Regions from separate parts of the Homo sapiens genome. Here regions 1, 2 and 3 are each linked to region 4. Evidence: chromatin loops called from intact Hi-C (ENCODE). Cell type or tissue: IMR-90. All regions are shown on one strand. Links, peaks and the distances in the headings refer to the core of each region. The heading gives the core; the rest is flanking DNA. Region 1 overlaps ICA1 (islet cell autoantigen 1). Region 2 overlaps RPA3 (replication protein A3). Region 3 overlaps ICA1 (islet cell autoantigen 1). Region 4 overlaps UMAD1 (UBAP1-MVB12-associated (UMA) domain containing 1).

Evidence for each region. Hi-C counts contacts between places; a loop is a spot of excess contacts. Peaks named below come from ENCODE experiments on the same cell type or tissue, not always from the same donor. Only the 100,000 strongest peaks of a DNase experiment are listed, where the experiment ranks them.
Region 1: it touches region 4 in a loop (7-fold over the local background); 18 of 110 quality-filtered maps call a loop at or near these places.
Region 2: a loop joins it to region 4, with 6 times the contacts of the local background. A loop is called at or near these places in 2 of 110 quality-filtered maps.
Region 3: a loop joins it to region 4, with 12 times the contacts of the local background. A loop is called at or near these places in 39 of 110 quality-filtered maps.

The regions. Positions count from the first base shown.
Region 1 is chr7:8,187,883-8,192,882 of GRCh38, reverse strand. The region is part of intron 6 of ICA1 (islet cell autoantigen 1); the gene reads left to right. Among named protein-coding and RNA genes, the nearest start is that of ICA1, 72 kb to the left of the region's middle. In IMR-90, for the core only: a CTCF peak has its summit at 2,336 (motif pointing right); no DNase peak of the experiment used is centred there.
Region 2 is chr7:7,660,058-7,666,105 of GRCh38, reverse strand. All of the region lies in intron 4 of RPA3 (replication protein A3), which reads left to right. The region is part of intron 1 of UMAD1 (UBAP1-MVB12-associated (UMA) domain containing 1); the gene reads right to left. Among named protein-coding and RNA genes, the nearest start is that of UMAD1, 22 kb to the right of the region's middle. In IMR-90, for the core only: a CTCF peak has its summit at 3,357; no DNase peak of the experiment used is centred there.
Region 3 is chr7:8,215,077-8,220,076 of GRCh38, reverse strand. ICA1 (islet cell autoantigen 1) reads left to right here. Exons shown (of 14, transcript NM_001136020.3): 6 at 1,574-1,772. LOC124901587 (a long non-coding RNA gene) reads right to left here. Exons shown (of 3, transcript XR_007060207.1): 3 at 4,426-4,551. Among named protein-coding and RNA genes, the nearest start is that of ICA1, 45 kb to the left of the region's middle. RefSeq lists an enhancer at 3,939-5,000. In IMR-90, for the core only: a CTCF peak has its summit at 2,406 (motif pointing right); a DNase peak (open chromatin) is centred at 2,436.
Region 4 is chr7:7,757,900-7,763,947 of GRCh38, reverse strand. The region is part of intron 2 of UMAD1 (UBAP1-MVB12-associated (UMA) domain containing 1); the gene reads right to left. Among named protein-coding and RNA genes, the nearest start is that of RPA3, 42 kb to the right of the region's middle. In IMR-90, for the core only: a CTCF peak has its summit at 2,474 (motif pointing right); DNase peaks (open chromatin) are centred at 1,277 and 2,477; H3K4me3 peaks cover 799 bases; H3K27ac peaks cover 399 bases.

The sequences.
Region 1 (5,000 bases), core at 1-5,000, 430 kb before region 4:
GCCCAAAGAGGCTCCCATTCGCCAAATATGGGATCATTTAAGCGTTAAAATAAATTACTAATTTAAATAAATAATTTTAGTAAGTGTAATACTATTGAATAAAGTAAGAATCCATGAGCTACTTTGATATAAACAAACAAAGGAGAACAAATAAAGTAGAAAGCCAACCAATAAATGTAGAATGTTGAAAATCAAAAATCATATTTTGCAAGCCATCATAAACATAATTGATTCAGTCAAGAATCATCTATGAATATGAAAACTAATGGATGGAAGTTTAATGAGATATAGGATCTTTACGTTGTCTTTACATTGTTTCAAATTATATTGTATTATTTACAATGGGTGAAATAGTAACTCAAATGGAGAAACCTGGCAAACACCATCTTAACCAAAAGATTAAAGTTAACATCGCTAGTGGTGGGACTAACCAACAGCATGTGCCACATGATACCATGCACTGAGGAAAAGCCGGAATGACTTTTGTTATACTGTTAGAGGTGTATAACCTTAATTTAAGTGTGAGGACACATCAGACAACCCAAAATGTGGAACACTCTCTAAAATACCTGCCCTGAAAAAAGACAGACCCAGGAACTTCCCAGATTAAAGGAGACTGAAAAAACATGACAACTGAATGCAGTGTATGATTTTAGATTTTCTTTTGTTATAGAAGATATTATTGGGACAATTGATAAAATCACAATAAGGTCTGTAATATTAGATAACATTATTTCAATATTAATTTCCTGATTTCAATAATTGTACTGTGGTTATGTAAGAGAGTTCCCTATTTTTAGGAAATATATATTGAATTATTTAAGAATAAAGGAACTTTCTGTCTGCAATTTACTCTTAAACAGTTTAGGAAAAAATCTATGTGTGTTTGTATTTAGAAAATGAAACAAATGTAGTAATGTTTGGGTGAATTAACATTTTGGGAATCTGGGTGAAGGGTATCCAGGCATACAAAGAATTCTTGCAACTTTTCTAGAAGTCTGGAATTATGTTTAGTGTCTTTGTGATTTGAATTTTAATACGTTTCTTTATAATGTTCAAATTAAGAAATTAAACATCCAGTATATGAAAGAAGGAATGGCACTGAAAAAAGTGACATTAGTAGAGGTTTATATTGTGTTATAATATTATACAATATTATAATAATATGTAATATTACTATAGGCAATATGTATTATATAACACATATATACAGATGCTTCTTGACTTACAATGGAGTTATGCCCCAGTAAACCCATCAAGTTGAAAATATCCTAATCGGAAATGCATTTAATACACCAAACCTACCAAACAGCATAGCTTACCACAGGCTACCTTAAATGTTTTCAGAATGCCTACATTAGCCTACAGTGGGGCAAAATCATCTAACACAAAACCTATACTATACTACAGTGCTTAATATTTCACAGTAATTTATTGAACACTGTACTGACAATGAAAAACAGAGTGGTTGTTTGCGTACTTGAAGTACAGTTTCTGCTGAATACATGTTGCTTTTGCATCTTGGCAAAGTCAAAAACTCTAAGTCAAACAATCATAAATCAAACCATGGCAAATCCAGGACTGTCTGTACAATATTACAATACTGTATTTATGTTGTAGCTATTGTGATATAATTAGAATTATGTGCCAGCATGATTCTTTGCAAATTCAGTGAGACCTGGTCAATGTCTTTCAGATAAATTACCTAAGACTAGATGATAGCAGGGACATTATACATCAAAATAGTGATTTCAGTTACTCTCGTATAAAGTGGAGGGCAGGAACGATGGACAGCTATCATCTTAAAAGCTTATTGGAGTCAGACGATGGTTCCTCACATCTGCTGACCTGTAACTATGGAATAAACAACTCTGATGACCATTTGTTCATTATCATACTGGAGTCATGTTCCTGAGGAATTCCAGGGCAGTAAAAATTTAGAAGCTAAATGTTTAACTTTCCAGAATGTTTAATTTTTCTGCACTAAGTCAAAGCAAGGCTCATGGAAGCAAACTTCCTTGTTCCCTAAACACTCAGCCCAGAAAAATTGAGAGATCACACATGTAACCGTGAACTTTGCACTGTTAGATTTATAAACTTCACAAACCAAAAATAGTTTCTGTTGTTGATCCAAAAACCTCCATTCTAATGACAAACTTATGGTGGCTAAAAACCTTTTAAATGTTAGATTGAGTTCCTGCTTTGTCCCTCTGCATGTGATTGAGCCAGGTTAAGTTGATTTGAACCTGAGAAAAGAAACACATTGCCTCTGTAGGGTTTTCTAAGCCATCTGAATTGGTACTAAACCATTTCTGTGAGGTGTTAGAATCCTGCAGGGGGCACCAGAACATTCCAATGCAGTTGAACACATTTCATTAAGTCCAGAAGAGCTAACTGTATTACCTTATTATAATTGATTTCTCTACTGTAACGTTTTCAGTTCCATTAATATTATTTTTTTGTACATTTACTTTTACAACATTTGTGAGTTTATGGAATGTTTCTGCCTCTCTGAGGAGGCAGAGGAAGGAAAGAGATCATCTCTTGGATGAGTCCTTAGAAACTACAGCCATGTCTCCTCTGGGTAAATATGAAAGGTTTCAGCCCACTCGGAGAGTAAGGACTTTCCAAATGTTCCTAATCTGACTGCGGAAAAAAAAAAAACTGGAAGAAACTGAGAATTCAATTTACTTTCTTAGCCTTAAGGCTGTGTATAAGCTACCCTGTTATTATCATTATTAATAATAAACACAGTGAATGTCAGACAGGCACTTCATGGTAGATTTTTATATGAATTTTGTGCAAAAGTAAAGGGTTGCCAGGCTACTGCATAATATTACTCAGTTCTGGTCCAGGAGTACAAAATTCCACCAGGCCTCCTGAGCCCGTCCCTCCAATTAGTGGCTTACTTCATTACGAATAAAGAACCCTCATTACTGTGGGCCTTCAAGTGAAATAGGATCCCCTACCTCTTGAAATCCGCCTTTCTAAGTACAGACAGTTCCCAACTTACAAACAATCCACTTAAGAACCACCAAGGCATTCAGAGGCTGCTGTAGGCTCCTGCAGCTGCTGCCTGGGCCCCCTGCCCAGCCCCCCTGCCCAGCCCCCTCCCCACACTCCTGGTCTGCTCAAGGGAGCGCTGCCTACCCCCCTTGCAGAGCCAGCTGCCCACCTGCCCCTCGGACTGCAGGCTCGGAGCTGGGGGTTCAGTGAGGCCTCAGAGCTACCGCTGGTTTTATAGTTGAGCTCAGCTATGGGGTAAATAGGCTTTTGTGGCCTGGCCTGGGAACCGAACCACCATTTAAAAAAAAGAAGAAGAAAAAACCTGCCTCCATGGGAAAATGTATTCTGCATTCCCAATAGCCAGCCAACAAATGTTAGAATGACTGTGGGGGCTGTCTTCTGTCTTCATGCCCCTAGCAGAGCGAGGAGGCGAAAGAATCCGCCTGTGTGTTCTGGGTTCTGGGTCCAGCTCTAGCACTAAACCCAACATAGGACCTTAGTAAGCCCTTTAACCTCTGTGTATCACATCATCTGTAAGACAATAGGATTGTACTAAATGAGTTATAAGCCTCCTTCTAGTATAATGACCCCAATTGATCAAAGCTCTACCCTCATTTTATTCATTCAGAGGCATTTTACTCAGGGCACATGCTTTGTGCAGGCTCTGGGCTTGGTGGGAATACAGTCAAATAATACAGATCCCAGCACTCACAGGGTGCAGTGTTTACTTGGGGAGACAGATCTTTAAGTGAATGTTCATAAGTGCTATGATTGCAATGGGCACTGGGTTCTGTAAAAGCTCAGGAGGGTCTGAATCAGATGAAGTCTTTGCAGAGGGGTTGGCTCGCGGGCTCACTCCCCTGATTTCTATTTTAATTGACTCCTCTCCCAGGGTATCAAATCTGGTTCACTGGGAAGCATAGCTTCTGCATCTACCATCCTAACAGTTTGGCATGGTCCCCTGGCCTCATCAAGGAAAGTCTTGCCCTCCTCTTTGCGTCACTGAAAGATAGAATACAGGGATGCTCCCACCAAACCATAGTCTTGATTCCTGTAAGTACTGCCCTGAATGCTTGCTTCTTCTCTGCCCTAGGGAGCCATGGCCAAAAAAGGTTCTCTCTTGCTCTCCTTGGGGCCTTCCCTGCCCTGAAGAGAGGCAGGATTGGCAGCAACTCTGGTACTCCCAAGTTTAAAATATTCCTTACCTCCCAAAATATTTCTGAAGTCCCAGCTACCTCTTGCTGTCCTATATTTATAATGCCCTAATTATAATTCTACCAAAAATCCCTTCTAGGCTTCCACCCTTACTCCACACTCACTTTTAAAATAGTAACAATCGAAGTGATTCAAAGAAGTCACCTGTCATTTGGAAGGTGGCATAACAGAGTGGTTCAGGTTGGAATCTTGACTCTGTGCCTTGATATCGGACATTATGAAATTATGTCGGTATGAAGGTTCCTGGGCAAGGAAGCGACCATGGAAGAGCAGTTTTGAGGAGAGTTAATTTTGGTAGCTCTGTGTAGGATGCTACAAGAATGGAGAGGAGGGAAAAGATGAGAGATTTTCAGCGTAGAAATGATGAAACTTAGAAACCAAATAAGTGTGTCATTATGCAATGTGAACTTATATAACTTTCCTGTACTCTCAAAGTATCTTATTTATTTTGGTTCTATGAAAGCAGTTTGATAATTATAACTGGAAAATCTTTTCTTTTCATATAAATAACAAAACACCCCAAGAAAACATTATCTAAGAGTTTTTCCAATCCCCATTCCATTATGTTCCCTTAGGATGCCTTTAGCGTAAGAAACAGCCTGGTGCCTTGGTGAGGAACTCAGTCTCTGCAGTGAGCATCTCCTGGGTTCAAACTGTGGCTTCCCCACTTCGTAGCAGTATAATCTCAGGCAGGTTTCTTAACTTCTGAATATTTCAGTGTCTTCATCTGAAAAATGGAGACACAGTCAAGTACCATATAATGACATTTTATGATGGTG
Region 2 (6,048 bases), core at 647-5,646, 98 kb after region 4:
ATGGTACAGCCACTGTGGACAACAGTTTGGCAGTTTCTTAAAAACATAAACATATATCCACCATATAACTTAGCCCTTAGGAAATGAAAACGTAGGTCCACACTTGTATACAAATGTTGTAACAACTTTTTTTTTAATAACCAAAAAATGGAAACAACCCAAATGTCCAATAACAGGTAAATGGATTTTTAAAAACTGCCATATGCATCCCATTCGGTAGTAAAAGGGAAACAAAATAGTGATACATGCTACAACATGCAACGATCTCAAAAAAAAAAAAAGCTGATGGAAAGAAGCCAGACAATATAAAAGTTCATACTATATGATTCCATTTATATAAGCTTCTCAAAAATACAAACTAGTGTACAGTGAAAGAAAGTATATCAGAGGTTGCCTGGGGAGGGGAGGAACACAGAGGGAACAAAGGAAGGAGGGATGACAAGGGAGTAGCAGGAAACTCTTGGAAGTGATGGGTATGTTCATTATCTTGACAGCAGTGACTGTTTCAGCAGTATAAGCACACATCAAAACTCATCAAATTGTATATTTTCAATGTGTTACTGATCCAATCTCAATAAAGTTCTTTAAAAATTTATTGACACAATTAGATGTCACATGTAAGTTTTAGTTCACAATTATTGGGAAAATTGTCTCAAATCTCTTAACCCACTTTGTGTTACAGGGACAGTCTTTATATAAAAAGCAAAATGTTTCTTTTCTGCATGCATCACACAAAACTAGAAAATAAAAGGACACTGTATTGACTTTTAATGGTATACACAGACTGCGTATAAAAGGGCCTGCCTAATTGCTTAGCAGGGCAGATCCTATTGTTCAGAATAGAGGTAGGAGAGCACTAGAATATATTTCTTTTTTCCTATTACTCCAAGGCTTCCCTTTTAAGTAATATTATCCATGACAAAAGGATTAGGCAACATGGTTTTCTCAATTTGATTATCTCCTTTGAATTTCAACAGACTACTAGTTAATGTAAATATATCAAATAGACTAAAATTCCTGTGTGATTGATGCAGCTACTGTCTATAGACAGAATAATGTAAATACATGTGTATGAATGTGTGTGTGTGTGTATATATATATATCTATATATCACCCACACACATTTTATTCCAAATACAATAAATATGTAAATTTCACAGTGCTGAAAAATTAAAATCCTGAACGATGTTTAACCTTCCTCCTTTTGTACAGTGAAATGCATGATTATGCAAATATAAAAATTTAGACAACAAGTTTACTAATTTCTCCTCAGAGATACCAATACAGTACAGAGGAAGGTAGGCCATGCTTTTGGTAGCTTTAATCTTGAGTGATAAGAATACACAACCTAAAACAACGCTAGAAAGCATAAAACATTCCAGAAAGATCAATGTGAATTAGAACTCTGGTAGGCTGCGCAGACTAGGTAGCCTTGAGTTTAACTTCATCTGATGTGTATAAACAAAGAAGAGAAGGAAGGCCTTTCCTGTAGGAAGGATCAACATGAACAAAAAGCATAGTGGGTATAGAGGAAAGCAAAGAGATTAACCTCACTAGAGGAAGGAACCATGTAGATAAGCAACAGAAATCAAGACTGCAAAAGAAGGGAAGAAATAAATTACTGAAGAGTTGTAAGCGTCAGGAAAGTGTCAGCATATTCAGAGTGGCAAAACAGGATTTGTTGGACATTACTGGGCAGTCTGGAGTCTTGAGCAAAGTATTTAAGAGAGATTAAATGTAAAATAGCATGCTAGAGAGACTGAGAAGAGCCTGGAGCCAAGAAGTTAAGACAGTTGTACTGAAACGGGACTGGATTAAGATGGGTGAAGTTTGAATGAGAAAAGAAGGGATGTACAGAAATGATATGGAAAAGTGGTATTATGAATAAGAAAAGGAAAAGTAGGGGACTTTATCTTAAGAGAAGAAAATAATAGTAAATTCCATTTCAATCTGATTTTCCAAGACAAACTGGAAATCCAGCTATTATGTAAAAATCTAGGTTTTAAATAATAGCAAGAAATTCACGATGTTTACAAATACTGTGCAGATGGTAGAAATCCTCTAAAACTGGACTTGGCCTTCAGGTGGCAAAGTGTTTTAGACCTAGGTTAGGAATTAATAGCCTAAATCTAATCAGTAGAAGGAAAAATTGTTTAATACTTTAGAATTCAGTAGATTTCCTGGCTAGCTCACCCATTCAGGTTATTCCCACCTTTGCTTGTTTTGACTAGGCTATTTTATAAATCTGTAGGAATAGGAGATCAGTTGTATAAAACTGATAGTCATGCATGTAATTCCTATCCATAAAAATGCTTCTGGTAAAATGCATTCGTTATTGCCCCGGGGATACTAACCAATTTTGCATCCATTTATAAATTTTACATTCCTTATTTGCCTATCAGTGTGTGATGAGGCTTTGAGTTCTCTTTTGAACCAGTTGCAGTATCTCACTAGTTCTCTCCTTAATTAACAAGTTCAGTATTTAACAGATTTTAGATTCATAGTAGAGACCTGATTTAATCCTCTTTTAAAATTTATCCTTTAGTATCAGTTAGACTACTAATTAGTATTACATAAAGACTCTCCCCCTGTTTTTCCGTCCCACCTAGGTTTTTTATTTTGTAGTTTTTGATATTGGTGTAATGGGGAAGAGGTACAGATGCCTGAGAGGATAAGCAAGAGAAGACATTTAAACTGATGTCACTTTTCAGCTCCACAGAACAGCTTGGAAACTAATTAATTAAATTGATTAACATAAATTTTACTTCCACCTCTCTTATTTATGCTCAGACTTTTAAAAAATGAAAGAAAAACAAAGAAAGAAAAAACTATCTTAGATTTAGGTGTTTGCTTCAAACTGCAAGTTCCAACCCTTGAGTGGAAGTAAACAATTTAGCAGGTCAAGACCAGACTTTTTTTTTTTAATGGAATGAAATAGGAAGAAAAAAAAAGTAGGGGAAGAGGGAAAGAAGGCAAAAAGATTGAGAGCATTATACATGGTAACTAATGCTTTATAAACTTTCGCATTTGGGTGCCTGTGCTGGGTTATAATAAGAAATCTATTTTCTAGTTTGGGCTACAGGCAAAAAAGGCTTTTTCAAAGCACTCACACACTTCTTTAAATTTTTTTGAGAAAATTATGTACTTTTTAATTTCACATCTAAAACTTTCCATTGAAAATTATAAAGGACATAGTTTCTAGCATACTATAAATATTTACATGTTGAAACAAAATCATTATATCTTTCTTTTAAATTTATTCAACAAAATCTAAACACCACAACATTTTAACACTCACCATTAACCATTTTAAAAATACATGAAGAGGGGTTGCTGGCAAGATGGCCGAATAGCAACAGCTCCATCTGCAGTTCCCAGTGAGATCAACACAGAAGGCGGGAGATTTCTGAATTTCCAACTGAGGTACCCGGCTCATCTCATTGGGACTGGTTAGACAGTGGGTGCAGCCCAAGGAGGGCGAACAGAAACAGGGTGGGGTGTCGCCTCACCCAGGAGGCATAAGGGGTTGGGAAACTCCCTCCCCTAGCCAAGGGAAGCCTTGAGGGACTGTGCGGTGAGGAACAGTGCACTCCGGTCCGGATACTACGCTTTTCCCACGGTCTTCGCAACCCACAGACCAGGAGATTCCCGCCGGTGCCTATGCCACCACGGACCTGGGTTTTAAGCACAAAACTGGGCGGCCATTTAGGCAGACATCGAGCTAGCTGCAGGAGTGTTTTCTTTTTTCATACCCCACTGGCCCCTAGAACGCCAGCAAAACAGAACCATTCACTGCCCTGGAAAGGGGGCTGAAGCCAGGGAGCCAAGTGGTCTAGCTCAGTGGATCCCAACCCCATGGAGCTCAGCAAGCTAAGATCCACTGGCTTGAAATTATCGCTGCCAGCACAGCAACCTGAAGCTGACCTGGGACACTCGAGCTTGGTGGGGGGAAGGGCATCTGCCATTACTGAGGCTTGAGTGGGCCGTTTTCCCCTCACAGTGTAAACAAAGATGCCGGGAAAGATCCAACTGGGCACAGCCCTCCACAGCTCAGCAAAGCCGCTGTAGCCAGACTGCCTCTCTAGATTCCTCCTCTCTGTGTAGGGCATCTCTGAAAGAAAGGCAGCAGCCCCAGTCAGGGGCTTATAAACAAAACTCCCATCTCCCAGGGACAGAGCACCTCGGGGGAAGGGGCAGCTGTGGGTGCAGCTTCAGCAGAATTAAACGTCCCTGCCTGCCAGCTCTGAAGAAAGCAGTACATCTCCCAGCACAGCATTCAAACTCTGCTAAGGGTCAGACTGCCTCCTCAAGTGGGTCCCTGACACCCATGTCTCCTGACTGGGAGACACCTCCCAGCAGGGGCCGACAGACACCTCATAGAGGAGAGCTCTGGCTGGCATCTGGTGGGTGCCCCTCTGGGACAAAGCTTCCAGAGGAAGGAACGGGCAACAATCTTTGCTGTTCTGCAGCCTCTGCTGATGATCCCTAGGCAAACAGGGTCTCGACTGGACCTCCAGCAAACTTCAGCAGACCTGCAGCACACGGGCCTGTCAGAAGGAAAACTAACAAACAGAAAGGAGGAGCATCAACATCAACAAAATGATGTCCACTCAGAAACCCCACTGAAAGGTCACCAGCATCAAAGGCCAAAGGTAGATGAATCCACAAAGATAGGGACAAACCAGCGCAAAAAGGCGGAAAATTCCAAAAACCAGAATGCCCCTTCTCCTCCAAAGGATCATAACTCCTCAGCAGCAAGGGAACAAAAATGGTGAGTTTGACAAATTGAAAGAAGGAGGCTTCAGAGATGGGTAATAACAAACTCCTCTGAGCTAAAGGAGCATGTTCTAACCCAACGCAAGGAAGCTAAGAACCTTGGAAAAAAAGGTTAGATGAATTGCTAACTAGAATTACCAGTTTAGAGAAGAACATAAATGACCTGCTGGAGCTGAAAAACACAGCACAAGAACTTCCTGAAGCATACACAAGTATCAATAGCCGAATCAATCAAGTGGAAGAAAGGATATCAGAGATTAAAGATCAACTTAATGAAATAAAGCATGAAGACAAGATTAGAAAACAAAACAAAAAAAAAACAATCAAAAGGAATGAACAAAGCCTCCAAGAAATATGGGACTATGTGAAAAGACCAAATCTACATTTGATTGGCGTACCCGAAAGTGACAGGGAGAATAGAACCAAGTTGGAAAACACTCTTCAGGATATTATCCAGGAGAACTTCTCCAACCTAGCAAGACAGGCCAACATTCAAATTCAGGAAATACAGAGAACACCACAAAGATAATCCTCGATAAGAGCAACCTCAAGACACATAATTGCCAGATTCACCAAGGTTGAAATGAAGGAAAAAATGTTAAGGGCAGCCAGAGAGAAAGGCTGGGTTACCCACAAAGGGAAGTCCATCAGACTAACAGTGGATCTCTCTGCAGAAACCCTACAGGCCAGAAGAGAGTGGGGCCAATAGTCAACATTCTTAAAGAAAAGAAGTTTCAACACAGAATTTCATATCCAGCCAAACTAAGCTTCATAAGCAAATGAGAAATAAAATCCTTTACAAACAAGCAAATGCTGAGAGATTTTGTCACCATGAGGCCTGCCTTACAAGAACTCCTGAAGGAAACACTAAACATGGAAAGGAACAACAGGTACCAGCCACTGCAAAAACATACCAAATTGTAAAGACCATCAACACTATGAAGAAACTGCATCAACTAACTGGAAAAATAACCAGCTGGCATAATAATGGCAGGATCAAATTCACACATAACATTATTAACCTGAAATGTAAATGGGCTAAATGCCCCCAATTAAAAGACACAGACTGGCAAATTGGATAAAGAGTCAAGATCCATCAGTATGTTGTATTCAGGAGACCCATCTCATGTGCAAAGACACACATAGGCTCAAAATAAAGGGATGAAAGAATATTTACCAAGCAAATGGAAAGCAAAAAACAGCAGGGTTTGCAATCGTAGTCTCTGATAAAACAGACTTTAAACCAACAAAGATCAAAAGAGACAAAAAGAG
Region 3 (5,000 bases), core at 1-5,000, 460 kb before region 4:
AGACAAACCAAAAAGTGAAAATTAAAAAGCAACTAAAATTTTTACTAATAAAATGATCTACTTTTAACCTCTTAATAGATACTTTCTGTGCATATAGGACCTTTTCCAACCTTGCAAGAATAATTGATTCCTAAAAAAATATTTCATAGAGTAAGTTGTCATGTGTTAAACATATAATTATCACTAACTTCAGTGAGAAAAATTCTTAGGCAAAGGAAGAGAAACAAAGAATCTAGAAATGAATAGAATAGTTAGGGAGATAGCTGAGGACTCTTGATGTCTTTAAGTAGAAGTCATCAGTTACACAAACCTTCACACCAGTGTTTGTTTTACAGACTTATTTGGTAGTCATTGCAACAGCCATATATTCTATTTGATGAAAGGTGAGTATTAAATTAAACCAACAGGGATAACAAGCTTACTTTATGGCACAACAATGTCTTTGAAAATAATCTGCAACATCTAGGTAGGACAGTGTGAGCAGGTTATTCTTATACAAGTACTCAATATTTAAAAACAATACTTTACAGAGAAGAAGAAAACTAGGGGAAATAGTAAAAGGAAATTTTTTCTTAAATAGTTCATTGCACCATTTGTAATCTTACCGTGCTACACGCACGTAAGGCATTGCAGACGTTGATGGAATTTCCAAAAGCTGACTTCAGTTCACTGACACCATTGTTCCCTTTAGCTAAATAAGTTTGCATTTAAATTGAAATTTAAATATTCATTTTTTGGCACCTGTGCCCTGAAACTTCATGAAGAAGAGTATATTTTAAGAGTATAATTCATCTGACATTGCTCATTTTTGGGTAGGGAGATGGAAGAAGCAGTGTTTTTCCCCAAGATAAGTATTTTATCCAAAGTTTAATATGCCTTAAATGTTTTTTGGCTGGGTAAAGGGCATATGTTATAGCCAACATTATAATAATTTTACACCTACTTCATCACTTTCATTTCTGGTATAGTATCCTCAAGGTTTTTTTAACAAGGATTAAATCATGTAACCTATCTGAAAGTGCTAACACACGACAGCCTCTCAGTAAATGTGCTGGTCCCCCTTCCTATACCATTTCAAAATGCTTCTGCTCATATTTCATTCCTCTGTGACTATTGGAGTGAGCAGCAGATGCCTTGGCCTTTGGAGAGTGATCTAAAATGGCCTAGTCGGAGAGATGCTAATCACATACGCTCCATTCCTCCTCAAAGGGCCAAATGTAGAAATGGGCAGTGGTCATGCCTTGGCCATCCTCCATGAACACGGGATTGGCCCCAGCTTCAAATGAGCACTCAGCCCAGGCTCAAGACCACCCCCAACAACGCGGATGGAGGTGCTTGCCAGTGGTCCAGTTAGTAGCAGTAAACTAAGGGATGGGTACATGGATAATCTTCTCTGGCTGACTAATCAGTTGGAACTACATGCATTTCGATTATTATTCAGCAAATATTGATGGAGCATCTTCTACATTCCAGGTACTGTTCTAGACTCACGAGTCTAAGATTGGCAGAATGTCAAGGATTTAAATTGCTCACTGGCTTAGTTTTGAGAGTGTGGCTTTGTCCTCTTGTCTAGGTTGGCCTTACGAAATCCTTTGTGTCGATTTCACCAAGAAGTGGAGACTTTTCGGCATCGGGCCATCTCAGATACTTGGCTGACGGTGAACCGCATGGAACAGTGCAGGACGGAATATAGAGGAGCACTATTATGGATGAAGGACGTGTCTCAGGAGCTTGATCCAGACCTCTACAAGCAAATGGAGAAGTTCAGGAAGGTAGGAGGTTTTATGAGGGTTAGCAGAAGGGGTACCTGCTGGAAGGTAATGAGGTGTGATTTGAATCCCTCTGGTGAAGAAGACATAACTCAAAAGCACCAAGGATGCAATTAATCATCGCTGGTGTCTTTTTATGTGACAGAATACCAATTAATGTGATACATAATTCTCTAAAGGATAAGATAGAAGAGACAGCTGGAAATTGCTGGGATTTCATAACTGCTTTTAATTGAAGTCAGATTTTCTTATAATGTGCACTTTTTGTAAGATTGTCACATTTAAATGCCTTTTCATGCATAACTAAAAATCAAGATTAGATCAAATGAATCTGGGAGGTTAGAACAGACTACTGGGGAAATCTTTTAAAATCGCTAATGCATATTAAAATTAATAGAATAATAATGCTCCTTTGTTTTGCGATATGTTCAGAAGCAGTGGGGTTTAGTTGCAGGGTTAACTCATGCAGCATTCCTCAGAAATTTTTCTGAGGAAAATATGTGGCTGAAGAGATGGCTATGCTCTTAAAGATTTGGATATGCACTGAAAGATTTGGTGAGCAGTAAAGAACAATCTTGTTGGTTTTTTAATTGTGTCAATTTAGCAGTTTGATTTTGTCATACAAGAATACATCACACCACTAGGTGGCAGTCTTACACTGAATATTTATGAAAATGCAGCGAGATTTTTGTTGTGTACAATCTTGGTAGTTCTTTGTTTGGTCGCCTGGATATATTTCAGAGTGTGAAAGAAAAAAGAATCAGCCAAATGTTAGGCTTGACATAATATTGTGTCAACTGTCTTACTCACTTCAAATGATCCATTTGTAATTGTGATATTGCTTAAAATCCCTAGATTTCTTATTATGTACATTATTGCAGAGCTACAAATAGAACCATCACTTGCGTTGGAGGTTAGCTGTGTAGAGGTGGAGGGAAGGAGGGACCTTCTGGTCCTTAAGAATACGGTCACCAATTCTTGACCTAGATATAGATTGATTTCTTTAAAGTCAAGTTTTATCTTGGTTTGTGATTTAGAACCCTTCCCTCTGAAGAGAAAGCAGGGTCCATTTTATTTCTGATCGCAGATGTTCTTCATGTGTCAGCAACATCTGACTTCTTCAAAAGGTAGGCTTCTGAATCATAGAAAATCAGGACTAAAAAGGCTGCTCATGATCCTCTGGTGAAACTCGCTCATCTTATAGAAGAGAAAAATCAAAGCCCCAAAATTGTAAATAACATTTTTAAAGGATTGCTAGCTAGATGCTGGTGAGCCCAGGCTACTTTTGAAGTTTTCTAACTTTCTAATCAGGCCAATAATTTGGTTTGTCTTTAGCACTTTATTTGAGGGTTGAGGAGAATGAAGAGGGTGAAAAAAATTGCCTGCAGGGCAGAGTGCTTATCATTTGTATCTGTTGCCTCCTTTACTCCTCACAATAACCAAGACACCGATTTTATTTTATAAGCGAGGAAAATGATACCCATGTTAGGAAATTAGCCCAAGATCAGAGAGGTAAATGAGAGTCAGAATCATTCAAAATACACATAATTTTCTTCTCTAAGAGAGAATACCTAAAATTGAAAAAGGCCTTTCATACTAATTCCTCTCTTGTGATTTATTCACTCAATTAATATTTATTGAACACCTCCTATGTGCCAGGTAATAAAGATAAATATATGATTATTCTGGAAGGCAGAAGAATTTTATGTGGAATTTTTTTTTTGGTTTTGTTTTGTGGGGGTGGTTACTAACTGTAAGGACGAAATAAAAACCAAGCCCGTTCGTCATTTGGTTTGAGTGTTGAAACATTACCCATTCCTTGGTGTCATCAGTCTGTTGATTTTGGAAAACATGTTTTTTTAAAAAAAAATCCTTTGCCATGCAGAAGTTGCTGAAGCCTTACTCCCCAATCCCATGTGTGCTGGATTCAATTTAACAGCTAAACATGGTGTACTTAGAATCTTTTTTTAAATAAGCCTGTCTTCAAGTGTATATTTGATTAGACCAGACTCTCCACAAGGACAGAAACCATGTTGGGGATCTTCACAGCCATCACCCCAGGGCCAGTCCAGCACTTGACCCCAAATGAGCACATACATAACAGATGACAAGATTCCAGGCACTGATTTGGAAGTGCCACACCCATGTTTTCTCAAACCTGTAGGGCATTCCCGCCATTTGCAGCTGACCTCATGATGTTTTGGAAATTGACTTATGTGGTTTTGCAGGTAAGAAGTTGCGTTATTAATGTGAGGCTTGCTGCCCTCTTTAGAATGAATTTAAATTGTGGAGTTTTCCCTTCACTTGGAGTTTACAACATGACATTTAACTTTGAGCAAGCTTTAGTGTTTTGTCCCAGTAGGATTCCATTTTAAACAGAGTCTCCATTTCTCTCCCAGGGATGTGTTACCTAAACGTGTTTCTGAGTCATCTAGGAGAGCTATCCAGCTGCAAGTGGCTCCTCAGGAGTGACTGTGGGAGGGGGAGTTTCAGTCTCCTCGGGGCCGGCTGCCACCTTCACGTCTTAAAGGATGAATCCTGAGCTAAAGTAGTATTTTGCTATAAATTCTCTTTTTTGAGTTCACACTTTCTGGTGGAGACAAAATTCTAATTCATACCTCATGGATGTGATCTCCCTATTTGGATTCCTTAGTATCCACTCATTCATTTATTTGTCCATTCAACAAATGATATTGAAGCTGGGCCCTGTTCAGGCAGCATCCAGGGGAATACAGCAGTAAGGAGGCAGATTGATCATTGCCATCTTGTCTTGTGCAGTCATCTGTGGATAGAGCAAGTAAACATAGTACAGCATGGTGAACAGTAGTGTCTGTGGTGGCGCATGGTGAACAGTAGTGTCTATGGTGGCACGTGGTGCTGCAGGAGCTCCTGGAAGGGGCTTCCTGGAGGAGGTGGCACTAAACAAAATGTGAAGGATGGGTAGGAAAGAGCTGGGTAGAAGGAGTAGAAGCAACAGAGCAGCATTCCTGGCTGAGAAAGCAATTTACGAAAGGCCTTTTAGGGGAAAGGAGCAGCGTGCTTAGAACCAGAGCACAGAAGGTGAGGTGAGTGTGGAGATGGGGGTGCCCTGACCATGGGGTTAGAAAGGGAGACAGGACTGGAATAGAAAAGACACCGCTCTAAGGGGACGGAGTAGTGGGAGGGTGTAGGGAAGGCAGGAGGCATGATCAGGTTTGTGTTCTTTGTAAGGTGGAGAAGGGATTGCGAGGG
Region 4 (6,048 bases), core at 476-5,475:
CAATTTACTATCATTTCTAAAACTAGTTGACATACTTCATTTCCAATTTTAGATTTTTAATGAAAATGCAAAGGAAAACCAGATAATGTATCTTCCTAGAGGCTGTATTATTTCATCTCAGAATGAATTTAAGTAAAAGCTGTAAATCATTATGCTATTAAGTCAAGTAAACCTGAACTGTTTACTTATTACATAAATCACTCTACTATTTTTGTAACTAATTTTGCAGTTTTAGTAGAGATGGGGTTTCTCCATGTTGGTCAGGCTGGTCTCAAACTCCTGACCTCAGGTGATCTGCCAGCCTCAGCCTCCCAAAGTGCTGGGATTACAGGCGTAAGCCACCACGCCCGGCCTAAATTTCAATCTTAAATATATTTAAATTTTTAAAATTCAAACGTCTTTGTTACTCCAATGACTGGAAAAATGTCATTGGCTTTGCATGTTCTCATTTATAAATGAGAGCTAAACATTGAGCACACATGGACATAAACACAGGAATGACAGACACTGTGGTCTACTGGGGGTGGAGGAGGGAGGAGAATGTGGGCTGAAGAACCACTTATTGAGTACTAGGGTCACTACCCAGGTGATGGGATCCATACCCCAAACCTTAGCATTATGCAATAGTCCCATATAACAAACTTGCGCATGCACCCCTTGTATCTAAAATACAGGCTAAAATTTAATTGAAGAAAAATTAATAAAGAAATAATTTTAAAATGTCATTGGCTTTAATTAAATAAAAAGCACTTCAATTAAATATCAATTATCCATATTTAATATTTTAAATACTACCTATGTTTATGACAGTAATATACATTTTTCCCTACTAGGCTGTTTATAACTTGTATCCTATGCTCAAAACATTTAAAAATATAATTTGGCTAGAGAATTTCAGGATATTTATTTCCTAAATACTAGGTTTCCATAAACATAAAACTCCTGTTTTATATCATTGTTTATTTAATATCACTCTGATATTCTCTATTTTCGTTTAAGAGTGCCGGCTTAAAAGCATTTAAAACAATCAAACCTGCTAAAATTAATGTTATTCAATGCATTTTAAATTAAATCCATTAAATCTTACATATATGTAATGTGCTTTCAACTCATGAAGCCTTCGACGAAAACAAATTCTAATCCAGCCCAGGAAAGTGAAGAGTTAAGTGTGCAATTTAGGAAAGAAATATGGCAAGTCCATATATGTGACTCAGTCTTCGAGTGATGTTTATATCACTCTAAGACAGGGAATCCTGTCTCTGTCTGCACTATATTATGATCCTTGTCATCGCCTGCCCTGGAGCAGTTGCATATGCATCTACTTCTCCCACTAAGCAAGTCTCTCTTGAAGGGCAGAAGCAAACGAAACCTTTGTAATTTCCATGAGGCATCCCATAGCAATTTGCACAAAGCAGTCACACAATCAATGTTAAGTTATCAGAAGAGCAAAGTTCTTGACTTTGCCTTAACACACAAGACCCACGAAAAATGAAAGGAAAAGTAACTTACACACATGGGGTGGGGTTAGTGGTAGTGGTGGTAAGAATGTTAGCAAGAAACCTCGAATGAAAATATTAAAATGTGTTGTGACTTAATCAGTCACTGATGTACTTAAACAAGAGTCAAGATTTTTTTTTAAGTAACTTTTCATACTTCCCAAGTTAGAAGCTGGGGAAGCTTCATTATTTTGTTTGAAAGTTCTCCGAATTAGACACACCCATATGACACAGCCAATGTAAATAATTTGTTCTCCTGGTGTTGCCACTGCTGAACAATGATGAACGGATCAACAGTACAGATATTCCCCAAGGAAGAGTGACCTACTGTGTAAAAAATACATCCCGAAACAAGGAACTGTATTTAGGATAGGTTTCTACTTTCTGAATTCTGGCACGCCCTTAGTCCCTAACTGCCTATGAATCAGTCTCCTGAAAAACCTGCAACTGATCTTTCAAAAGCAATGCAATTCAATTAAACAAACATTTATTGAGCGCCCACTGTATAAAAAAGCACAAGAATGGAAACTGAGGGAAAAGGGCCTGCAAAGGAGACGGATAAGAAGCAACGTTCAGAATAGAAAGAAAAGATACAGAAGAGAGGGGTGTATGGAATACAAAAGAGGAACTGGTCAACATTCTCAGATGTCACAAGGGGGGAGAGCTGAGATTCTAGAAGAAAAGGTATCAAAATTCTTACTAAGTAAATGCAAACAATTGGGATCAATAAATAATAAGATGAGTGTCTTTCCATGTAAAGAATGATTCTGCCTTATAAATCTATTCCCCAATAATAAGTTCTAGTTCTATTAATGTCACTACTAACCTCCCTACCATCCAAACTTGAGATTTCTTCCTTTTCCTTTTAATAAGAAATGTGATCCGTTACCAAGTCCTATTACTCGCACCCACAAAATTTGTGTACTGCACAAGGATGTGAAAAGGAGAGGAGCATTGAAACCAAAGACATATCTTTAATAATTTTCCAGCAGATGGCAGTCAAGTGTCTTATTCTAATAAACATATTACAACAATTTTCTAACAGATGGAAGTAAAATGTCTTAAAGAAGTGGTACTTTTTTTTTTTTAGTTAGGTCTCACTTTTATCACCCAGGATGGAGTACAGTGACACGATCACAGCTCACTGTATCCTTGACCTCCTGGACTCTGGTGAGTCTCCTAAATCAGCCTCCCGAGTAGCTGGGACCACAGGCACATACCACCATATTGGCTAATTTTTTGTATATTTTGTAGAGACAGGGTTTTACCGTGTTGTCTGAGCTGAACTTGAATTCCTGGGCTCAAGCAATCTGCCCACCTTGGCCTCCCAAAGTACTAGGATTACAGGCGTCAGCCACCGTGCCCAGCTGGGGTGACCTTTTCATAATTCACAAAATGCACTAAGCAGGTCAGTGGTGGTCCTGCCCACAGTATTTCCTATCTATTTTCCAGCCTTCATTCTGGCTGCAGCTACCACAGATCTGATTCACATAGTATCTTGCAATAGCTTCCAAAATGATCCCCTAATTTCTCCATACTTCAGTCCATCCCACAAGCATTTGAAAAAATTCCCAAAAGTGCTGTTTTGCTAGTAAAACTTTTCAAAAAATCTTCAGTGGTACTGTTATTTTCTTCAATCTCACATTCAAGGCCCTTCATAGCATGTCCTTAACCTTCTCTTTTAGTCTATTCTTTCACTGTGCCCAGGAGGTGCCCTACTCCTAGCTGAACCTAATTACTCTCTACCTTACATATGTCCTGTCCTTCCCTGCCTTGCTATCTTTGTTCATGTCATTTCCTCTGCCTTGAATGCTATCCAAACTCAGTCTTCCTGCCATAAGTGCTAAATTACATTCAGTAGTATATTCTGGGGAGAGGTTTTTGGATGACTTAATATTGTCTTCAGCAAGCATCTAAAGAAAAATCCCCTCACTTTGGCTTTGGTTGGTATTCCAGTTATCTATTGGTGTATAATAAACTACTTATAACTCAAGACAATTATTATTATTATTATTATTATTATTATTATTATTATTATTTTGTATTTTTTTGTATTTTTAGTAGAGACAGGGTTTCACCGTGTTAGCCAGGATGGTTATTTGTATTATATCTCACAGCTCTGTGAGTCAAAAATTCGGGCAGAGCTTGAGCATTTCTTCTGTTCTGTGTAGTGATGTTAGAGGTTGCTCTAGGGTACTGGTAGTCAGAAAACAGTTGAAGGACAACTTCACTCACATTTGGTAGAATGGCTAGAAAGTTGGGTTCAGCTGGGAACGTCAACCAGATCATCTATACACATGCCTCTACAGCATGATGGCCTCAAGCTGGTTGGACTTCTTAAATGGTGGCTCCGGGCTCCAAGAGCAAGTGTTCCAGAAAACAAAGCAGAAGTCACATGGCCTTTTGCAACTGACCCTTGTAAGCCAGGGTCTCTTTGGCCATATTCTATTGACTGAGGCAGTCATCAGCTCGTCTAGATTCAAGAGGAGGGGGCGTCGACACAACTTTTCAATGGGAGAGTGTCAAAGAATATGCAGCCATGTTTTAACACTGCCTAAGTTAGGGAAGAAGGGGGATAATATGGCAGACTGTCTCCCAGAAAGTCTGAGCCACTTCTCTTACTGTTCCCTGAATATGTCATGGTCTTATACTTTTTCCCCTCGTATATCTTTCCTCTGCCTGGAAAGCATCTCCATTCCTCCTTCTTCCCTACAAGCATGTCTAATTGTCATACACCTTTAAGGTCTTCATCCCTAAAGGACCAGCTTAAATTTCCCTTCCTCCAAGACTCCTTCCTAGATCCTTTCAGTCAGTTTTAATCTCGTTTCAGGTTCCCTGGTACTTTTTTCTTCATGATAGTACTTTTCCCATTTACAATTTTACATTAGATTTTCATTTATGTACGAAGCAAAAAAGAGAGAAAGGCAAAAAGAAAAATAGAATGCTGTAAGCCCCGTGGCCTTGTAAATTCTCAGTCAAGTTTAAAGAGGGCGCAAAATGCTCGATGTAACCGGACTCTTATGGAATCAAGTAGAGGGCCTGAGTCCTCTGTCCAGGCTGATGCCGGATGAAGGTGACCCAGCACATGTAGACAACATACTTTAAAATATATTATTTATATGTTTATTCTAAATTAATAGCAGTTGTAATTCCTGTAGAGTCCAGGAAAGATAAACAAACTTGGGGAGAAGGAAGGTTTAGTGTCCTGTGTCCTGCTTAATGATAGTTTCTAACACTACATACACTTTTGTCCTCAAAAATGTTGCAAATGGAAGTTTCTCATGTCAGAGTAAAATCCATATCCGGCATAATCTACTGAAGAGATATACTAATGGGCCTGTGAGGTAACACAAACAACAAAAGCCAGTAATTCAAGCTATCCAGTTTAAATAACCATGTAAGAAGTGCAATTTTGAGCTAGAAAAGATCTAGTTCAATCTTATGATGAAAAATCTGAGGCCCACAGAATTTGACTAGTCCCCAAAGAACTCATTTTCTGTATAAAAACAAACACAACAAAACCAAAGCTACAAAGATCCGTGAAGCAAGATATGTACAAAAACTTGTGTGGCAGTATTGTCTCTAACAGGGTGGGGAGAGAGAGAGTGTCCACAAATGCCCACCACTCGGAGAAAGGATAAACTGTGGTACCTTCATACAAAGAAACATTACGCAGGAGTCAAAATTAATGAACTAGAGCTACAAACATCAACATGTATAAATCTGAAAAATGCAACATTGAATAAGAAGGTAAATTGCAGAATACAAAGAAAATGACAAGACTTATATAAAATGTTTAAATAAGTAAAACGGTACTTTAAATAGGTTGGAACTACACACCATATATGGTAAAAGTATAAGAAAATGGCATGGGAATGAATGGCTTCTTCAATGGAGGCTGAAGGTGCAGAGGCAGCTTCCACAGTATCCACCCACTATGTTTTCTTTCTAAAGCTGGATGGTAGGTATGTGGATGTTGGTTGTATTATACTTTATAACTTTTATAAAGCTTAATTATTATATAAAAAAATTTAAAGATAAAAAGATGGGTAAAAACAGCTTTTACACTTTCTTAAGATCTTCGCTATAAAAATTCAGCATAAACAGAGGGAAATAAAGATTAGGCAGTCTACATAGGGAATGATTCAAGACCACTGGGATAGGCTACGTGAGAAAAAGGGAAAGCAAAGACGACTCTAGTTCTCAAAATAAGGTAAGAAAAACAAACCAAAAATCCAGCCAAGGCCAAACGCGGTGGCTCATGCCCGTAACCATAGCACACTGGGAGGCTTGGCAGAACGACTGCTTGAGCCCAGGAGTTCAAGACCAGCCTGGTCAACATAGGGAGAACCCTGTCTCTAATTAAAAATAATAATAATAATGTAAAAATAATTTTAAAAAAACCCAAACAAGCAAGCACATTTTAAAAATCTTAAATAAACCACATCCCAGATTCCTCCCTCTACTTTTGCATTTCTGTTTTATGAGTGACCCCTACCCCAAAACTTCCACTCTAGACAAACCATAAGAAGATAGGATCAAACACAACACA